Linked DNA regions of Homo sapiens: region 2 is linked to region 1. Evidence: read pairs that join two places in POLR2A ChIA-PET (ENCODE). Cell type or tissue: OCI-LY7. All regions are shown on one strand. Each heading gives the region's core, and the rest is flanking DNA. Links, peaks and the distances in the headings are about the cores only.

Region 1 (10,429 bases), core at 1,421-9,420:
TATGTTCTCAATTACTCTCATAAATAAAATAATCGTAAATATATATTTAAATATATGGGTGTGTATATACACACGTACCCACCCACATATGTATATATACACACACATTTTGGGGAGAAAGCCTGGAAGGATATTCAGTCAAAGTTAGGAAGAAATCTGTCTCTGGAGGGGGCTGGATTTCAATTTCAGGCCTTTTATTATTATTATTATTTTTTTTTTTTTTTTTTTTGAGACGGAGTCTCTCTCTGTCACCCAGGCTGGAGTGCAGTGGCGCCACCTCGGCTCACTGCAAACTCCGCCTCCCGGGTTCACGCCATTCTCCTGCCTCAGCCTCCCGAGTAGCTAGGACTACAGGCGCCCGCCACCACGCCAGGCTAATTTTGTTTATTTTTAGTAGAGACAGGGTTTCACCATGTTAGCCAGGATGGTCTCGATCTCCTGACCTCGTGATCTGCCTGTCTCAGCCTCCCAAAGTGTTGGGATTACATGAGTGAGCCACCGCGCATGGCCTAGGCCTTTTATTATTATTTTTCATGTCTGGTAGGTAATGTGCTGACATCATAACAAGGTTTGAGAAAAGAAGTTCTCACTCACACAAGAATGAGAAAAGCCAATCATCACACTTATAAACTACAAAAGGCTCCTAATTTTTTTGCAGTTTTAGAGAAAAATTTTTGGTTATGATCATGAATTAGTTATATATAGCCAGGAAAATCAATAAAGCTATTTCCATTTTTTAAAGAAGGGAAAAAGTTGGGCTAGATAATTTGTGTGGTTATGATCTCAACTATATACAACTGTTCGGAGAAGGACACCAGAAGGAAATACCGCAATGGCGAGCCCCATTGTTCCCTCCGTGACTTCACGCTGGTGTGTTTACTTTCTAGGAATGTATCTTTTCCAGAGGTAGAAAAGAGAAAAGCTGGGATGCTTAGACTAACTGTGTGTTAATAGTGACTGTCTTTGGCTAAAGGAGCTTACAGAGATTGCTGTATTACTTAAAACAAAATTATTACTATGTATTGTGGTAAAACATACATGGCATGGGCTGGGCATGGTGGCTCAAGCCTGTAATCCCAGCACTTTGGGAGACAAAGGCGGGTGGATCACTTGAGGTCAGGAGTTCAAGACCAGCCTCGTCAATATGGCAAAACCCCATCTCTACTAAAAAAATCCAAAAATTAGCTGGGCAAGGTGGCGCATGCCTGTAATCCCAGCTACTCAGGGGGCAGAAGAATCGCTTGAACCCAGGACGCAGAGGCTGCAGTGAGCCAAGATCGGCCTGGGCGGCAAAGCGAAACCCTGTCTCAAGAATAAACCCCCAAAACAAACCATACATGGCATAGTATTTATGAGAGAACATAGTATTTTGAGAGAAGCACACCTCACTCACACAAGAGCAAGAAAAGCCAATCATCACACTTTTAAACTACAAAAGACTCCTAATTTTCCTAATTTTAAGCATCCATAAAATCCGTAAAGTGGAGAGTGCAGGGACCTTAAGCACATTCACACTGCTGTGCCACCATGAACACCATCCATCTCAGAATGCTTCCGTCTTCCCAAACTGAAACTCTGTCCCCACCAAACTCCCCGTGTGCCCTCTCCTCCAGCCTTGGTGGCCACCACCCACTTTCTGTCTTGGAATGTGACCACTCTAGGGCCCCCAGGCCATATTGGTTCCTCTTCTGGGCATGCTCATAAACTTCTGTCTTGGTGCAACGAAGTTGGGCAAGAGCTGAAGGAGGAGGCTCGGTCCTGACCGAGAGCCTTGCAGGGGTAAAACAGCACCTGCACAGCTGGGTAGGGGTCCAGGCAGTGCTGACCCAGTGTCCATGGGACTCCAGGAAAGAAAGCAGGGCTTTGCCCCCTGCCTAGGAGACGACAGGAGATTTTAACTAAATACATTTTGTAGGTTGGGCGCGGTGGCTCACGCCTGTAATCCCAGCACTTTGGGAGGCCGAGGCAGGTGGATCACGAGGTCAGGAGATCGAGACCATCCTGGCTAACATGGTGAAACCGCGTCTCTACTAAATATACAAAAAATTAGACGGGCGTTGTGGCACATGCCTATAATCCCAGCTACTCGGGAGGCTGAGGCAGAAGAATGGCGTGAACCCAGGAGGCGGAGCTTGCAGTGAGCCGAGATCAAACCACTGCACTCCAGCCTGAGCGACAGAGCGAGACTCCGACTCAAAAAAAAAAAATAAAAATAAATAAATACATACATTTTATGATCATTTTCCTTCCCTGTTATTATAACATGGGAAATCCACAGGGATTTTCTATTTTGCCACCGTTGTATCGGTCTTCTCTTTTCCTTCGGTCTAGGGCAAGCTTGTCCAACATGTGCCCCAGGATGGCTTTGAATGCTGCCCAACACAAATTTGTAAACGTTCTTAAAACATTATGAGGATTTTTGCAATTTTTTTTTAGCTCATCAGCCATCATTAGTGCTAGTGTATTTTTTTTTTCTGTTTATGGTGTGAGATATAAATTAAATTTTATTTTTTCCAACTTGAAAGTCAATTGTATACCTGCCTTTTATTGTATCCTATTTTTAAATTACAATTTCTTTCTTTCTTTTTTTCTTTTTTAGAGACAATCATTCTATCACTCAGGCTGGAGTGCAGTGCTGTGATCATAGCTCACTGCAGCCTCCACCTTTTGGGCTCAAGTGATCCTTCCATCTCAGCTTCTCAAGTAACTGGCACTACAAGTGTGTGCCACCATACCCAGCTAATTTTCTTATTTTTATTTTTTGTAGAGATGGGGTCTTGCTATGTTGCCCAGGCTGGCCTTAAACTCCAGGGCTCAAGCGATCCTCCCTCTTTGGCTCCCCAAAGTGGTGGGATTACAGGCATGAGCCACCACACCCAGCTAAAATTATAATTTCTAATTGTCTAAAAATGCAATAGATTTTTGTGCATCGATCTAATATTAAGTAACATTTTCAAAATCCCCTACTAATTAGTGTTGGTGTATTTTATGTGTGGCCCAAGACAATTCTTCTTCCAATGTGGCGCAGGGAAGCTAAAAGATTGGACACCCCTGGTCTAGCGTAAAATTCCAGAAAGGTTGGTTTCTAGAGCCCAAGTCTGCTCAGCCTGCACCTGCCTGAGACCCCAGACGAGGGGCAGTAGGCCAGCAGGGGTCTGCCCCAAGATCCCTTCCCAAAGGTCAGTGTCTGTGTTGGGGGGTGAGGGTATTGTCAAAAAATAAACCCCCACCAGCTGCTGCCTCCCGTTTGTTTGCTTGGTTTTTACTGCTCCTTGTTGAGCAGGGCTAACTCACAGGCAGAGCGCCCAGAATCGCTGCGCCTATAGCTTTTGAGAAGCCGTGTCTGGTGGAGGACACATTCTGGTCCACTCCAGCGGGCGCCACGCGGTGGTGTCTTAATCACTAAGAAGGTCAAATCCATAGCCTATTTGTCATCCTAGCTTGTTTCCAAGAATCCCTAAAGTTTAAGAATCAAAGACCCCAGGTGGGTGAATAAGGAGGAAGGTAGGGGGCAGAGGCAGAGCACTTGGCCTCAAAGCAGCTGTATTCATCTGAGAACGCCACGCGGCCATCAGGCATCCTTTCTGTGAATTTTGTTTCCATGCTTAATACAGATTTTTTTGGGTTGACCAGCAGTTCCTAAGTTGAGTGCCTGTGAGCAACCATGAGAAGAGGACTTACAAGAGTGGCATCGGGGCCAGACTGCTTGGCTCCAAATCTCACCTCTGCTATTTACCTTTCTGTGCCTCAGTTTCCCCATCTGTAAAATGGAGAGGAGGAAGGTGAGGTGAGAAGGGTGTTCACTGCCCACACCAAGAGGTAGCTCTGAAGCCGGCCCAACTGCCCCACAGAACTGATGTTCATGGTTTCTTTGAATAAACATAGAAATTGATCCTCCCAGTCTTAAAACTTGAGAAAGTTACATTTGTCTTATTTGAGTTCCTCTCTTAGGAAAGCAACTATCAGGCCTCCCAGATAGTGTCAAGGAGTTGAAACTCACCACATCATCTGCACAATGAGAGGCTAGACCTCTCACCCATCATGAGTGCCTAACTGACCACCTGCTTCCTGTTGACCTCCCTAATTCCTGTTTTCCCACACATGGTTACGTTTCTTCTCTGTTATATTACCCCTAGTTTTAGTCCGTCAGGGAGATGGATTTGAGACTGATCTCCCATCTCTGACTACAGCACACAATTAAAGCCTTCTTCCCAGGCGATACTTGTTGTCTTATTGGCTTTCTGTGCAGTGAGCAGCGGGACCTAGACCTAGACCCTGGTGTTGCAGTAACAGTTCTGAGGTTTATACACCTTCCTAAGGGTGAGGGACTTGGTGCAGTGCTTGGTACTTAAATGTCCCCTGCATACGTGACCCCTTGGTGATCTTTTCCTCTCCACAGCTTGCTCCTCATCTGAACAACAAATTCAGAATTTCCCTAAACTAGCTATAAAGGAAAACATTAGAATTCATGACATGGAACGTGGGCACTCAAGCTGACACATGGTGGATGTGCAACAGATAGAAGGGCAGAGCTCACAGCGGGGAGGGCACAGGAGGTGGAAAAACCCACAGGAAGCTTACTCTGAGCCTTCAGGGACCCCGCCAGCAATATGTCCTTGACAGACATAACATTTTTAGTTACTAAAATAGAAGGAAACTTGATAAAACTGTGAGCACCCCATGCCAGCAGAGTGACCACGAGGCTGTTCCATGCTTTCAGGGATGGGGACGTTCTGAGCCCATGAGAAGTCCTCTGGGAATTCACCAGAAGGAAATAATTTGGGGAGGGTGGTTTGCTGGCTGGCGACAGTACTGTCTGTGAAGGCACGAAGAAAACAGGCCCACAGCCTGTGTCCGGAGTTCGTTCTTTCCAGTGGGTTCTTGGTCGTGCTGACTTCAAGAATGAAGCCACAGACCTTGGTGGTGAGTGTTAACAGCTCTTAAAGGTGGCACGGACCCAAAGAGGGAGCAGCAGCAAGATTTACTGTGAAGAGCAAAAGAACAAAGTTTGCAGTGTGGAAGGGGACCCGAGCAGGTTGTCACTGCTGACTGGGGTGGCCAGCTTTTTATTCCCTTATTTGTCCCTGCCCACATCCTGCTGATCGGTCCATTTTACAGAGTGCTGATTGGTCCATTTTACAGAGTGCTGATTGGTGTGTTTACATCCTTTAGCTAGACACAGAGCGCTGATTGGTGCATTTTTACAGAGTGCTGATTGGTGCATTTACAATCCTTTGTTTTTATGGGGTGCTGATTGGTGCATTTACAATCCTTTGTTTTTATGGGGTGCTGATTGGTGCATTTACAATCATTTAGCTAGACCCAGAGCGCTGATGGGTGCGTTTTTACAGAGTGCTGATTGGTGCATTTACAATCCTTTAGCTAGACAGAAAAGTTCTCCAAGTCCCCACTTGACCCAGGAAGTCCAGCTGGCTTCACTTCTCAAACCCACAAGAGGCTAGTGTAGGGTGGTGCCCATGAGCTGCCACAGAGCAAGGACACGAATTTGGGAAATACATATTGCATGTCCTCCTACAGAATGGCAAAACAGCAAAGTTTTAGAGCTTGTTGTGTATCAGAATTCAGACAATGCAAGCCTCAATGCCCAGCCATGGGCTTCTTAGTCTAGAGCAGTGGTTTTCAAACTTTTTGCTCTCAGGACCCATTCTTAAAAATTCTGGAGCACCATAGAGAGCTTTTTATGGGTTATATCTACCAATAGTTACAGTGTGTGAAAATAAGGGGAGACAGTTTAAACATACTTAATGTGTCACTTTGTTTACAATCATAATGATAAAGCTTAAGGATGTTAATGAAAATAAAATACTTTAATAAAAACAAAGCTGGGCATAGTGGTGTGTGCCTGTAGTCCCAGCTACTTCAGAGGCAGAGGTGAGAGGTGACAGCCTGCTGGCAGCCCTCACAGACCTCGCTCGCTCTGGGCGCCTCCTCGGCCTTGGTGCCCACTCTGGCCGCGCTTGAGGAGCCCTTCAGCCCGCCGCTACACTATGGGAGCCCCGGCCAGCCCCTTTCTGGGCTGGCCAAGGCCGGAGCCGGCTCCCTCAGCTTGCGGTGAGGTGTGGAGGGAGAGGCGGGGGCGGGAACCGGGGCTGCGCGCCGCGCTTGCCGGCCAGCGCAAGTTCCGGGTGGGCGTGGGCTCCGCGGCCCCGCTCTCGGAGCCGCGAGTCCGGAGCAGTGAGGGGCTTAGCACCTGGGCCAGCAGCTGCTGTGCTTGATTTCTCGCCGGGCCTTAACTGCCTCCCCGCAGGGCAGGGCCCAGGACCTGCAGCCCGCCATGCCTGAGCCTTCCCTCCTCAACCACTCCCCGCCGGCCCCAGTGGGCTCCTGCGCGGCCCCAGCCTCCCCGTCAAGGGCCGCCCCCTGCTCCAGGGCACCCAGTTCCCATTGACCACCCAAGGGCTGAGGAGTGCGGGCGCACGGCACGGGACTGGCAGGCAGCTCCACCTGGGCCCCCGTGCGGGATCCACTGGGTGAAGCCAGCTGGGCTCCTGAGTCTGGTGGGGACTTGGAGAATCTTTATGTTTAGCTAAGGGATTGTAAATACACCAATCAGCACTCTGTAGCTCAAGGTTTGTAAACACACCAGTCAGCACCCTGTGTCTAGCTCAGGGTTTGTGAATGCCCAATCGACACTCTGTATCTAGCTACTCTGGTGGTGACTTGGAGAACTTTTGTGTCCACACTCTATCTAGCTACTCTGGTGGGGACTTGGAGAACTTTTGTGTCTAGCTCAGGGATTGTAAACCCACCAATCAGCACCCTATCAAAACGGACCAATCAGCTCTCTGTAAAATGGACCAATCAGCAGGATGTGGGTGGGGCCAGATTAGAGAATAAAAGCAGGCTGCCCGAGCCAGCAGTGGCAAACTGGTTTGGTCCGCTTCCACGCTGTTGGAGGTTTGTTCTTTTGCTGTTTGCAATAAATCTTGCTGTTGTTTGCTCTTTGGAGCCACACTACCTTTATGAGCTGTAACACTCACCGCGAAGGTCTGCAGCTTCACTCCTGAGCCAAAGAGACCACGACCTCACCAGAAGGAAGAAACTCCGAACACATCCAAACATCAGAAGGAACAAACTCCAGACGTGCCGCCTTTAAGAACTGTAACACTCACTGCGAGGGTCCGCAGCTTCATTCTTGAAGTCAGTGAGACCAAGAACCCACCAATTCTGGAGACAAGAGGATTGCTTAAGCCCAGAAGTTTGAGTACAGCTTGGGAAACATAGTGAGACCCTGTCTCAAAAAGAATAGATATGTTCCAAAACAAAAGAGTGAGAAGTGTGCCATTCTATATTTTTTGCAAATCTTTTAAACGTCTGGCGTAATAGGAGGTAGCTGGATGCCGTGTCTGTGTCTGCAGACACACTGCTGTGATGTCACAAATCATGTGGCCTCTGGAAAATTCTCTTTTATTTCAAGAGGGATTTTAATTTCAGAAAACCACAGTGGAAAAGGCTGATAATGGCCTACAGTATGAACATAGTTTTGAATATGTGGACCTCTCTAAAAGAGTTTCAGGGAACCTCCTCTCCCCAGCGGTCTCTGGAGCTCTGCTTTGAGGACCAGTGCCCTAGAGAAATAGCCGCACAGGTGCATAGGGCTGCACACGGCAGCTTGTTTGTAAAGGAGAATGCTGGAGCAATTGCGCCAGAGGACACAGAGACCAAGAGAGACTACGCAGCAGCCACGGAGAGAGAAGGGCCTATGTGGCTAACACGCACAGGTGAGAAAAGCCAGTTTCGGAAGAATCCAAAAGTATGATACATTTACATAAAAACCTGCCATAAGACCAGCATATTTTCTGTGGGCATATATGCGTATCGCAGAAGTGGACCACCACCAGAATTGGGGGAGAGATGTACTATTTTAATTTTTTCTAAAAGCAATATATTTAACTGATGGCTGTGCAATTTAATTTGTTTTTTTTTTCTTTTTGAGAGGGAGTCTCACTCTGTGACCATGCTGGAGTGAAGTGGTGTAATCTCAGCTCACTGTAACCTCCACCTCCTGGGTTCAAGTGATTCTTCTGCCTCAGCCTCCCGAGTAGCTGAGATTACAGGTGCGTGCCGCCATGCCAGCTAATTTTTGTATTTTTTGTAGAGACGAGGTTTCGCCAGGTTGGCCTTGAACTCCTGACTTCAGGTGATCCACCTGCCTTTGCCTCCCAAAGTGCTGGGATTACAGGCGCAAGCCACTGCGCCTGGCCTTGCAATTAAATATTAATGAAGGAAGTAATACAGTCTAGCTTTCCTGTCTGAATTTGATCCACTGTTTTAGAGATCCATCCAAGAAAGTAACACTTTCCCAAGATTTTGCGACATTTCTCAAAACCTGGAGTAGAAGTCCTCACTGCTTATTACCCAGAGGATTGAAAATGAGAACTGCAGCCCCAGAGCCGGTTAGAAAGCTAACAATTAGAGGCCCAGGTGCTGCTGAGTCCCAGCGGACTTTCCACACCACCAGTCACCCTCCCAGCATAGGCCGAGCTGAGCCAGGACAGAGCTTCCACCTTCCGCTCACTTCCAGTCCATTTCTAGCCAGTCTGAGTCCCAAAACCTTGAAAATAGGGAAGCCGACAGTGCAGCCTTCAGTCTATGGCCAGAGGCCCGAGAGCCCCTGGCAAGCCACTGATGTAGGCCCAAGAGTCCAAACGCTGAAGAACTTGGAGTCTGACATTTGAGGGCAGGAAGCATCCAGCAGGGGAGAAAGATGAAAGCCGGAAGACTCAGCAAGTGTAGTCCTTCCATATTCTTCTGCCTGCTTTTATTCTAGTGGAGCTGGCAGCGGGTTAGATGGTGCCCATGTAGATTGAGGGTGTGTCTGCCTCTCCCAGTCCTCCGACTCAAATGTTAATCTCTTTTGGTAACACCCTCACAGACACACCCAGGAGCAATAGTTTACATCCTTCAACCCAATCAAGTTGACACTCAATATTAACCATCACAGTCACTGACTGGGATCTGGACAGCAAATGTGCAAGCATGATCTGTGCCCCTCAGGGCTAGCCATGGGCATCGTGCTGTCCTCTTTGTCCTCTGCTCTCCCACTGGCCAGGGGCATGCAGAAGAGGGGAAGGACAGTTTCAGAAGCTGGGGAAGACAGTTTCTAGAAAGACAGACTTGCCACCTGTGCCCAGTGCAGCACTATTAGCTGGCAGGCTTGAGCTCCACTTCCATAATAGGCACCGTAGCATGTTGTCTTGTATGTTGAGAGTGGATTCTGTGTTACAGCAGAGAAGGAGGCCTCCCAGTGAGCAGGTGGCCAGCAGAGAGGCCCGTGATCAGGAAGAGCGGCCGGATGGGTGGGTCAGTGGTTATAGCTGCTGGTAAAATTACCCTACACAGGCTGGGTGCGGTGGCTGCTCACGCCTAGTAGTCCCAGCACTTTGGGAGGCCGAGGCTGGCTAATTGATTGCTTGAGTCCAGGAGTTCAAGATCAGCCTGGGCAACATGGCGAAACCCCTTCCCTACAAAAGCTACAAAAATCAGCCGAGTGTGGAGGTGCATGCCTGTGGTCCCAGCTATTCGGGAGAGGTGGGAGGTAGGAGGATCACTTGAGTCCAGGAGGCTGAGGTTGTAGTGAGCCATGATCGCACCACTGCAGGAGGTCAGTGTGAGGCTGGTGTCAGGGGAGGTGATGTGGATGGCTCTGAGGGAGGGGAGATCGTGTGAATTGCTGGCAGAGTTGCCCGTGCAGGGGTATGTTTGGTCAACCATGCCTGTGGTGGGAGAGGCACTGAGGCTGGGGCTGGTGCTGTTGAATGCTGAAATTTTATCCCTAGTGTGCTTGCATTAGGAGGTGGGGCCTTTGGAAGGTAATTAGGGCCCTTATAAAAGTGCTTGAGGTTGGCCAGGTGCGGTGGCTTTGGGAGGACAAAGCAGGAGGGTTGCTTGAGCCCAGGAGTTTGAGACTAGTTTGGGTAACATGGCGAAACCCTGTCTCTACCAAAAATTAGCTGGGCATGGTGGCGCACGCCTATAGTCCCAGCTACTGGGGAAGTTGAGGCGGGAGGCTGCAGTGAGCCATGATTGCACCACTGCACTCCAGCCTGGGCGACAGAGAAAGACCCTGTCTCAAAAAAAAAAAAAAAAGGAGTGTGTGAGGGAACTGGCTGCCCCTTCTATCCCTTTCGCCCCTTTGGCAATGAGAGGAAGAGGGCCCTCAGCAGACACTGAATGCCAGTGCCTGGATCTTGGACTTCTCAGGCTTCAGAACCATGAGAAATAAATGTTCACTGTTTTTACAGTACCCAGACTGTGGCATTAGGTTGTAGCAGCAAAAACTGGTGAAGGCAGACCGTGACCTTCCAGGGAGTCACCGTCTCCTGGGGTGCTTGTATGACCAGCCATCCACCTTGGGAAATCCCTGCCTGGCTTCAGAGGGCCCTCCACCCTCTCCACCCACAGGGGA
Region 2 (10,429 bases), core at 971-8,970, 160 kb before region 1:
TCTCCAGCATGACCCTGCAACCACGTCAAACTCAGTGTGGCCCAAGACCCGAAGCAAACAGAAACGGACATTCACCCCGAAGCACATTTTTAGCACAAGTATCTGGCAGGGCCCAAGGCCCCAGGTATGCAAAGCCACTCCATCAGGCAGGATATTTCAACTGTTTATAGGTTATCTTCCAGGAGCCGGTCTTTGGGATGTGCAGGGTTTGAGCGTCACAAGCCTGCTGAGTCACCTCTTTACTGCATAGCTTAGTCTGAACAATTACCGTGTGTATCAGCCACAGCCCAGGCAGAAGCAGACAGAATTCAGTACAAGGACTTATTACACAGGAATGGAAGAGCTGGGAAACCAAGCAGGAAGTGGGGAGGGAACTGGGAGATCAGCAACAGGAAGGACAGGAAGCCTCTCTTGCCTCTAGGGTAGAGGTGGAAGTGGAGCCCAGCAGCTGGAGCCATCTGTGGGAACCAAGGTCGTGATGAGGGCCACCTGGTGGGCACTGCAGCCACAGAGAGAGGGGCTGTCCTACTGGGAACCAGTATTCAGAGGAGAATTAGTTGCCGTCCCACCCCAGGCAGAGGGAGAAAGGGAGAAATACCCTGGTTTCTCCCTCCCCCAAGCCACCAGTCTCCCACATGCATCTCCCAGCGGCTGGCCCCGGCCTAAGACAATTGGCAAGGGAGCCTGGGAATGCAGTGTCCACAAGAGTGAGGACTCCTAGGAAATTATCACACAACATTCACTTAGGGCCTTTTCCACTGTGCCTGACACCGTGCCAGGCACATCCACCATTGCCATCCCACACAGTCCTGTATGAGAACTGCCCTGCAAGCAGACACCACCATCTCAGTTTTATGGGTGAGGAAATTTAGGGACTCTGATAAAGAAAAACAGTCTGTTGGGAATGGAAATGGAGCAAGAGGGCTGGAGGAAAAGAAGGAGAGCTGTGGGCTTCACTCGGTCATAGAATGCACAGAATGTCCTGTGAAAACCTTCCAGGGCAGGAAGGACCCCCTGTAGCCAGAGCTACAGGTGGGAAGAGTAGGGTATTCATGAAGCACATTCTTTACTAACTTAACACAGTAAAGGATTTTCTCCTGCCAGCGGCACGGTGGCTCACGCCTGTAATCCCAGCACTTTGGGAGACCAAGCTGGGTGGATCACTTGAGGTCAGGAGTTCGAGACCAGCCTGGCCAACATGGGAAAACGCTGTCTCTACTAAAAATACAAAAATTAGGCCGGGCGCAGTGGCTCACGCCTAATCCCAGCACTTTGGGAGGCCAAGGTGGGCAGATCACAAGGTCAGGAGTTTGAGACCAGCCTGGCCAATATAGTGAAACTCTGTCTCTACTAAAAATACAAAAATTCGCCGGGCGTGGTGGCGCATGTCTGTAGTCCCAGCTACTCGGGAGGCTGAGGCAGAAGAATTGCTTGAACCCAGGAGGCGGAGGTTGCAGTGAGCCCAGATCGAGCCATTGTACTCAGCCTGGATGACAGAGAGCAAGACTCTGTCTCAAAAAAAAAAAAAAAAAAAAAAAAGAATTTCCTCCTGCCTGAAGCCTCATTTCCTTCCTCAATCAAATCGCCCCCACCCATTTCTCCCCCTGGGAAGACCTGGGTTCATTCACAGCAGAAATTGTCTGCACTGAATCTTTTCTTTTTCCCCTTGCTTGCTAGGATGACTTGTGGGTTTAGTTTGTTTCATTTCTCAAAGGCTTATTCACGGCTGTTTTTCATGTCATTTCACCCTGTTCATCAGTGGGATCTTCCCAGGGGTTGCTAATACACAAGGCAGTTAATCACACGTACTCAAGATCCAGGCAGCTGAGGTCTCCCACAGATGGCTTTAAGCACACCTTTGAATGATGCTAACTTCAAGCATTTGTCCTGGCCTTCAAGAAGCACAAAGCCCTTTCCTTCCCACAGCCTACATTTGGCCTAGCACCCTGGCTGAATTTCTTGTGATTTCAGATATCAGTTATCTCCTTTCCCAAAACCCTTGTTCAAAGATTCTGTCTAAATATACTTAATTTTCCTCAGTGTGACAATGCTACAGTGGTGATGTAGGAGAATTGAAATTACCTCCGAATCTTTGAGGGAAGGCCAGGCACGGTGGCTCACGCCTGTAATCCCAGCACTTTGGGAAGGTAAGGTGGGTGAATCATGAGGTCAGGAGATCGAGACCATCCTGGCTAACACGGTGAAACCTCTCTACTAAAAATACAAAAAATTAGCCGGGCGTGGTGGCGGGCGCCTGTAGTCCCAGCTACTCGGGAGGCTGAGGCAGGAGAATGGCGTGAACCCAGGAGGCGGAGCTTGCAGTGAGCGGAGATTGCGCCACTGCACTCCAGCCTGCCGACAACGTGTGAGGGAGCATGCAGTGAGTTGTCTTGTTGGACCTTTGGACGCTGCCTTGAAGTATTAGTTGAGTCAGGAGCTGCGACCCTTATTTTTCAGGCCGTGAGCCTGCCTCCTGAATGTTCTCTGCATTTCCAGAACCTATTCTGAGAAGCTAGCTAGGTCTAGGGACTGCCAGACAGGGAGGGGCTCAGAAGGAGGTTAAAAAATATCGTAGCATTGGAGGACTAACAACCTGTTGCAGACACTCTGACACAACATACACACAATCAGATGTGGTGTCTTGAATTAGATTCAGGACCCTGTTACCCATTTCTAATTATAACTAACATTTGTTTTCACGTACACCATCCAACATAATCCTCACATCCAGCCAGGAAGAGACAGTCAAAGGGAGCAAACATTTGGGCAACCTACATGCTAAAGTGTGCTGTGGGCTTTCCTATGTGTTAATCTTGGTGAATCTTCCCCACAACTCTGCGAAGAAGGTTTTATTACTATCTCCATCTTACAGTGGATGATACAGGCTTAGAGTTGACACAAGAAATGGCAGAGCTGCAATTCCGCCCTGAGTCTTTTGATTCCAAGTCACAGGCTCTATCCACTCCCTGCTCTGGCTTTCCCACAGCAGGGCATGTCATGGGCGGGTGGCCAGCCTGCGCACTCTCCAAGAGCTTCCTCTCCATACAAGGGTGTGCATGAGTCAGAGACACGCTGGCAGGACTAAAAGAAGATGCTTATCATATTACCTTGAATTTGTCTTTCTTTATCCAACCATAACATCTGAAATACACTATGCGTGATAGGATATATATAAAATGTTTCTGTGTGTTTACTATACTTTTTCAAATTAACAATGGACTCCATTGTATTTTGTGGGATTTTTGTTGTTGTTGTTTTTAAGACAGGGTCTCAGGCCGGGCACGGTGGCTCATGCCTGTAATCCCAGCACTTTGGGAGGCTGAGGCGGGCAGATCATGAGGTCAGGAGTTCAAGACCAGCCTGGCCAACATGGTGAAACCCCATCTCTACTAAAAATACAAAAATTAGCTGGGCATGGTGGCACGTGCCTGTAATCCCAGCTACTTGGGAGGCTGAGGCAGGAGAATCGCTTGAACCCAGGAGGCAGAGGTTGCAGTGAGCCAAGACTGCGCCACTGCACTCCAGCCTGGCGACAGAGCGAGACCCCATCTCAAAAAAAAAAAAAAGACAGGTTCTCATTCTGTCACCTAGACTGGAGTGCAGTAGTATGATCTCTGCTCATAGGCTCAAGTGATCCCCCTACCTCAGCCTCCCCAGTAGCTGGGACTACAGGCATACACCATGCCTAGCTAACTTTTTTAAAAAAACAATTTTTGTAGAAATGGGGTATCACTTTGTTGCCAAGGCTGGTCTTGAACTTCTGGCTTCAACTGATCCTCCCGCCTCAGCCTACCTAAAATTGGGATTATAGGCATGAGCCACCATGACTGGCTAACTCCATTGTTTTAAATGTAGAGGTGCTTTACTTGAAAAGGTGACTAAAGGTTTAAAAAATGTATATTACTATTTTAAAATAAGCTTACCTGGCCAGGCACGGTGGCTCACACCTATAATCCCAGCACTTTGGGAGGCTGAAGGAGGATTGCTTGAGCCCAGAAGTTCAAGGCTGCAGTGAGCTATGATTGTGCCACTGCACTCCAGCCCAGGAGACAGACTGAGACCCTGTCTCTAAAAGCAATTCATAAATAAAATACAGCATACCAAAATTTTTAAGTTGTATTTACTATTTCTTCATATCAATAAACAAAATTAGAAGTAGCCCAAGTCTCTCTTACTCCCTGAGATGCCCTGCTCCAGCTGATTTGAACCATGTCAAGTCTAGGATTTACGTTGCTTTTTAAAATTGCAGGGAAATGATCTGCTTGGATTACGTTCAACTTGCAGTCCGTGTTTAGCCATGGCAAAAACAAACTCGAGGGCAGATAATACTCGTTTGGCTTGGCAGAGCTTGCAGAGGAAGTCCTGTGGCTTCCTTCCACGTCCCAGCTTGCTGCAGATCCTCCTTCCGGTGCCCAGTATGCAGTGGCTGCCAGCATGTCCCAGTGCCCTGCTGGCCCTAGGCTGGAGCTGTAACTGAGCAAGAGGCTGTGTCCTAAATAACTCTCACAGTCACCGAGGCTGATTACAATTCTTTCGCAACATAGTCTCTGATTTGCTTTCCAAAGGTCAGAAGCTTGAGCTAATGTGTTTCAGGGACAACCCAGTCAGCTTGTATTTAAAAAAGAGAATTTTTATAATTTGAAAAAGAAGATAGAGCATCCGGAAACTGAGAAAATAAATTAAAAGTTCGTTCCTCCCATTCTTGATGTGTATCTTTTTGGAACATAACAGGAAAGGAAATAAAAATTTTAAAACCCTCAACAGTCTCAGCATTCCTCCTTCAGTCCTCATCCATATAGGACTATAGTTTGATAACACTGTAATTGTAGCAGGATACAAATTTCTGTTCTGTCTTCTCTTCTGTAATAAATTCCAAAAAAGGAAACCTAGCTTTTTATGGGGTAGGAGTTACTTTTTATTCTAAAGGCAGTGCAATATTACATAAAGTTTGAGGAAATTGAAAAAAAATATTCATAAGCCTGTCATCCTTACTTAACAGCTTTTTTTTTTTTTTTTGAAACAAGGTTTGGATCTATTGCCCAGGCTGAAGTGCAGTGGTGTGATCTCGGCTCACTGCAACCTCCACCTCCTGGCCTCAAGTCATCCTCCCACCTCAACCTCCTGAGTAGCTGGGACTACAGGCACCTGCCACCATGCCCAGCTAATTTTTTGTATTTTTTTTTTTTTTTGTAGAGATGGGGTTTTGCCATGTTGCCCAAGCTGGTCTCCAACTCATGAGCTCAAGCAATCCATCCCCCTCGGTCTCCAAAGTGCTGGGATTATAGGCGTGAGCCACCATGCTCAGCCAATTTTTGCATTTTCTTTTATTCTTTTTTTTTTTTTTTTTTGAGACGGAGTCTCGCTGTGTCACCAGGCTGGAGGGCAATGGCACGATCTTGGCTCACTGCAACCTCTGCTTCCTGGATTCTCCTGCCTCAGCCTCCTGAGTAGCTGGGACTACAGGCGCGTGCCACCACGCCCAGCTAATTTTTGTATTTTTAGTAGAGACGGCATTTCACCATGTTGGCCAGGATGGTCTCTGTCTCTTAGAGACCTTGTGATCTGCCCACTTTGGCCTCCCAAAATGCTGGGATTACAGGTGTGAGCCACCATGCCTGGCCTAATTTTTGCATTTTATATCTACACTTTGTCCACTGCATCCATAGTTTGCATCTTTTACATAATAGAACTATTATGATTATTCCCCACAAGTATTCACAAGTATTTATTTTAAAAAGACTATATCCTAGCTTGTAAGTGGTACAGAAAAAAACTAAAATAAAAAAGATTACGTACTTCCTAGCACTCTAAAAAACCCTAAAAAACTTTTAAGTTCTCTTTACCAGTCCTATTCACATGGATATTTTATTTTTACAGTTGTGAATAAAGCAGGAATTCAATTTAATATTTTTGTTGTCATTTTATATTATAAAAAAATTAGTATTTCCTTATAGTCTTTGTCATTTTTTTCCTTAAATTTTCTTTAAGAATTGAAAGAATTACAAAAGTAATTTATGTTTATTTGTTACACACAAAATCCAACATTATGTGAAAGAAAAATTATATCTGCCCCACCTTACCCTAATTTCATCCCCTAAAGTAATAAATATTAACAACATGAAGTGTATAATCCCAAATCTTTTTTTTCTCCATCTTTCCTATATGAACAATATCCAAACTTCCCCATTTTTTTGAGACAGGATCTCACTCTGGTGCCTAAGCTAAAGTGTAGTGGCATGATCTTGGCTTATTGCAGCCTCTACCTGGGCTCAAGAGATCCTCCAACCTCAGGCTCCCAAGTAGCTGGGACTATAGATCTGCACCACCGTACCCGGCTACTTTTTGTATTTTTTTGTAGAGTCGGTGTTTCGTCATGTTGCCCAGGTGGTCTCAAGCTCCTGAGCTCAAGTAATCTGCCCACCTTGGCCTCCACAAGTGTTGGAATCACAGGCATGAGCCACTACATGTGGCCTACAAACCCTTTTCTTAAAACAAAACTGGGGCTGGGAGCTGTGGCTCAGGCCTGCAATCCCAGCACTTCGGGAGGCTGAGGCAGGTGGATTTCTCTAGGTCAGGAGTTTGAGACTAGCCTGACCAACATAGTGAAACCCCCTCTCTACTAAAAAATACAAAAATTATCTGGGCATGGTAGTGTGCGCCAGTAATCCCAGCTACTCGGGAGGCTTAGGCAGGAGATCGGTTGAACCCAGGAGGCAGAGGTTGCAGTGAGTCAAGATTGTGCCACTGCACTGCAGCCTAGGCGACAGAGCAACACTCTGTCTCCAAAAAAAAAAAAAAAAAGGAGACTATGGACTATGTACATTTCTTGGCAACTTGCTTTAAAAAAAAAACAACAAAAAAGGCCGGGCGCAGTGGCTCACGCCTGTAATCCCAGCACTTTGGGAGGCTGACGTGGGCGGATCACGAGGTCAGGAGATCGAGACCATCCTGGCCAACATGGTGAAACCCTGTCTCTACTAAAAATACAAAAAATTAGCCAGGCGACTCCAGCACACACACACAAAAGGTTATAGCAAGTCACATTCCTACCAGCAATGAATGGGAGTTTCATTTTCTCTGAATCTTTTTTTTTGAGATGGAGTCTCATAGTAAGCCTCCTGAGTAGATGGGATTACAGGCACAAGCCACCAAGCCCGGCTAATTTTTTTGTATTTTTAGTAGAAACAGGGGGTTTCACCATGTTGTCCAGGCTGGCCTCAAACTCCTGACCTCAGGTAATCCGCCTGCCTAAGCCTCTCAAAGTGCTGGGTTTTTTTCCCTGAATCTTTGCAAGTACTGGATTTTATTTAGCTTTTAAGTTTATGCCAATCTCACAAAAGAATATTACCATCTCATTATTACCTGAATTTGCATTTCCTTGATGACTAAGGTTGTGTTTCTTGGATTTCCTTTTATGAATTATCTGTACATATTATTTACCCATTTTTCTATTGGATTTTAATTTGTAGAAACTCTTGGTATGCTAACAATATTAACATTTATTGTAGGTATTATAACTTTTTTTTTTTTTTTGAGACAGAGTCTTGCCCTGGCACCTAGGCTGGAGTGCAGTGGCTCGATCTCAGCTCACTGCAAGCTCCACCTTCCAGGTTCACGCCATTCTCCTGCCTCAGTCTCCTGAGCAGCTGAGACTACAGGTGCCCGCCACGACGCCCTACTAATTTTTTTGTATTTTTAGTAGAGACCGGGTTTCACCCTGTTAGCCAGGATGGTCTTGATCTCCTGACCTCGTGATCCGCCCGCGTTGGCCTCCCAAAGTGCTGGGATTACAGGCGTGAGCCACCACGCCCAGCCAACTTTTTTTCTGCTCTATGCTTTGTTCGTTTGACTTCATAGTATCTTTTGTCTCAAAACTTTAAACATTTTAAGTAGTCAAATATGAATATCTTTGCTTGCTTCCATAGCTTCTGGATTCCCTGATAAGCATCATGCATTTTATTTCTTTTGTGTTGTTTTTTCTTTTAAGATATAAGTGGCCAGATGCAGTGGCTCACGCCTGTAATCCCAGTGCTTTGGGAGGCTGAAGGCCAGAGGATCACTTCAGCCCAGGACTTCAAGACCAGCTTGGGCTCAAGTGAGACCTTGTCTCTAAAAAAAAAAAAAGGCCGGGCGCGGTGGCTCACGCCTGTAATCCCAGCACTTTGGGAGGCCAAGGCGGGCAGATCACAAGGTCAGGAGATCGAGACCATCTTGGCCAACACGGTGAAACCCCATCTCTACTAAAAATACAAAAAAAATTAGCCGGGCATGGTGGTGGGTGCCTGTAGTCCCAGCTGCTCAGGAGGCTGAGGCAGAAGAATGGCGTGAACCCGTAAGGCAGAGGTTGCAGTGAGCTGAGATGGCGCCACTGCACTCAAGCCTGGGAGACAGAGCGGGACTCCGTCTCAAAAAAAAAAAAAATGCTGAGGCTTGGGGCTTGTACCTATAATCCCAGATACTCAGGAGGCTGAGGTGAGAGGGTCGTGGGAGCCCAGGATTTCAAGGTTGCAGTAAGCTATGGTCATACCACCACACTCCAGTCTGGATGACAGAGTGAGACCCTGTCTCAAAAAAAAGTAAGATGTAAATATTTCCCATTTGTTGCAATTCTCAAAATTATAAGTACTTTTTTTTTTCTTGAGACGGAGTCTCGCTCTCGCCCAGGCTGGAGTGCAGTGGCGTGATCTCGGCTCACTGCAAGCTCCGCCTTTCGGGTTCACGGCATTCTCCTGCCTCAGCCTCCCGAGTAGCTGGGACTACAGGCGCCGACTGCCACCACGCCCGGCTAATTTTGTTTGCATTTTTAGTAGAGACGGGATTTCACCATGTTAGCCAGGATGGTCTCGATCTCCTGACCTTGTGATCTGCCCACCTCGGCCTCCCAAAGTGCTGGGATTACAGGCGTGAGCCACCGCGCCTGGCCAAAATTATAAGTATTAATGGCTACATAATATCCCATCCAGTGGATGGCCCATAAATTAATTAATAGTAGTCTTCTCTTGTATATTTAGGTTGTTCTTTTTTTTTTTTTTTTTTTTGAGATGGAGTCTTGCTCTGTCACCCAGGCTGGAGTGCAGTGGTGCAATCTCGGCTCACTGTACCCTCCACCTCCCGGGTTCCAGTGATTCTCCTGCCTCAGCCTCCCGAGTAGCTAGGATTACAGGCATGGGCCACCACGCCCAGCTAATTTTTGTATTTTTGGTGGAGGCCGGGTTTCCACCATGTTAGCCAGGATGGTCTCAATCTCCTGACCTCGTGATCCACCCGCCTCGGCCTCCCCAAGTGCTGGGATTACAGGCGTGAGCCACCGCACCTGGCCTATTTTTCATTTTTAATTGAAACATCTTTGTGCACATGCCTTTTTCTACTTATTCAATTAATTACTTTCAATAATTTCCCAGGAGTAAGGCCCTGGGTTTTGAATAGACGTGTAATTTAAAGACAGTAATGTAAAGAAATACCAGCCTAACATCAGCAAAGATTTCATAGTTCAGTATAAAATGACATTTATAATAGACCTAGAGTTTCAAGGGTTGACCACATCAACCCCAAGTGTGCTTGGAACCCACTGCTGGCTGGGCACGGTCGCTCACGCCTGTAATCCCAGCACTTTGGGAGGCCAAGGCGGGTGGATTGCCTGAGGTCAGGAGTTCAAGACCCGCCTGGCCAACATGGCGAAATCCCGTCTCTAATAAAAAACGCAAAAATTAGGGCAGGTGCGGTGGCTCACACCTGTAATCTCAACACTTTGGGAGGCCAAGGCAGGTGGATCACCTGTCAGGAGTTCGAGACCAGCCTGGCCAACATGGTGAAACCTGTCTCATGTGTCCGGGTGAAGAGACCACCAAACAGGCTCTGTGTGAGCAACATGGCTGTTTATTTCACCTGGGTGCAGGCGGGTTGAGTCCGAAAAAGGAGTTAGCACAGGGCGGTGGGATTATCATTAGTTCTTATAGGTTTTGGGATAGGCTGTAGAGTTAGGAGCAATGTTTTGGGGGCAGGGGGTGGATCTCACAAAGTACATTCTCAAAGGTAGGGAGAATTACAAAGAAACTTCTTAAGGGTGGAGGAGATTATAAAGAACATTGATCAGTTAGGGTGGGGCAGAAACAAATCACAATGGTGGAATGTCATCGGTTAAGCTATTTTCACTTCTGTGGATCTTCAGTTGCTTCAGGCCATCTGGATGTATATGTGCAAGTCACTGGGGATATGATGGCTTAGCTAGGGCTCAGAGGCCTGACAAAACCCCGTCTCTATTAAAAATACAAAAATTAGCTGCGTGGTGGCAGGCACCTGTAATCCCAGCTACTCGAGAGGTTGAGGCAGGAGAATCGCTTGAATCCAGGAGGCGGAGGTTGCAGTGAGCCAAGATTGTGCCATTGCACTCCAACCTGGATACAAGAGCGAGACTTCGTTTCAAACAAAA

Evidence for each region. ChIA-PET counts read pairs that join two places held together with the same protein. Peaks named below come from ENCODE experiments on the same cell type or tissue, not always from the same donor. Only the 100,000 strongest peaks of a DNase experiment are listed, where the experiment ranks them.
Region 2: POLR2A ChIA-PET joins it to region 1 with 26 read pairs; 5 of 35 experiments call an interaction of 5 or more read pairs at or near these places.

What each region holds. Positions count from the first base shown.
Region 1 is chr3:129,064,308-129,074,736 of GRCh38, reverse strand. It overlaps LOC124906368 (small nucleolar RNA U13), which reads right to left and starts at 642; the gene lies at 535-642. In OCI-LY7, for the core only: no CTCF peak of the experiment used is centred there; no DNase peak of the experiment used is centred there.
Region 2 is chr3:129,219,178-129,229,606 of GRCh38, reverse strand. No RefSeq gene overlaps it. Among named protein-coding and RNA genes, the nearest start is that of COPG1, 25 kb to the left of the region's middle. RefSeq lists a silencer at 347-641 and an enhancer at 10,140-10,429. In OCI-LY7, for the core only: no CTCF peak of the experiment used is centred there; a DNase peak (open chromatin) is centred at 4,406; H3K4me3 peaks cover 404 bases.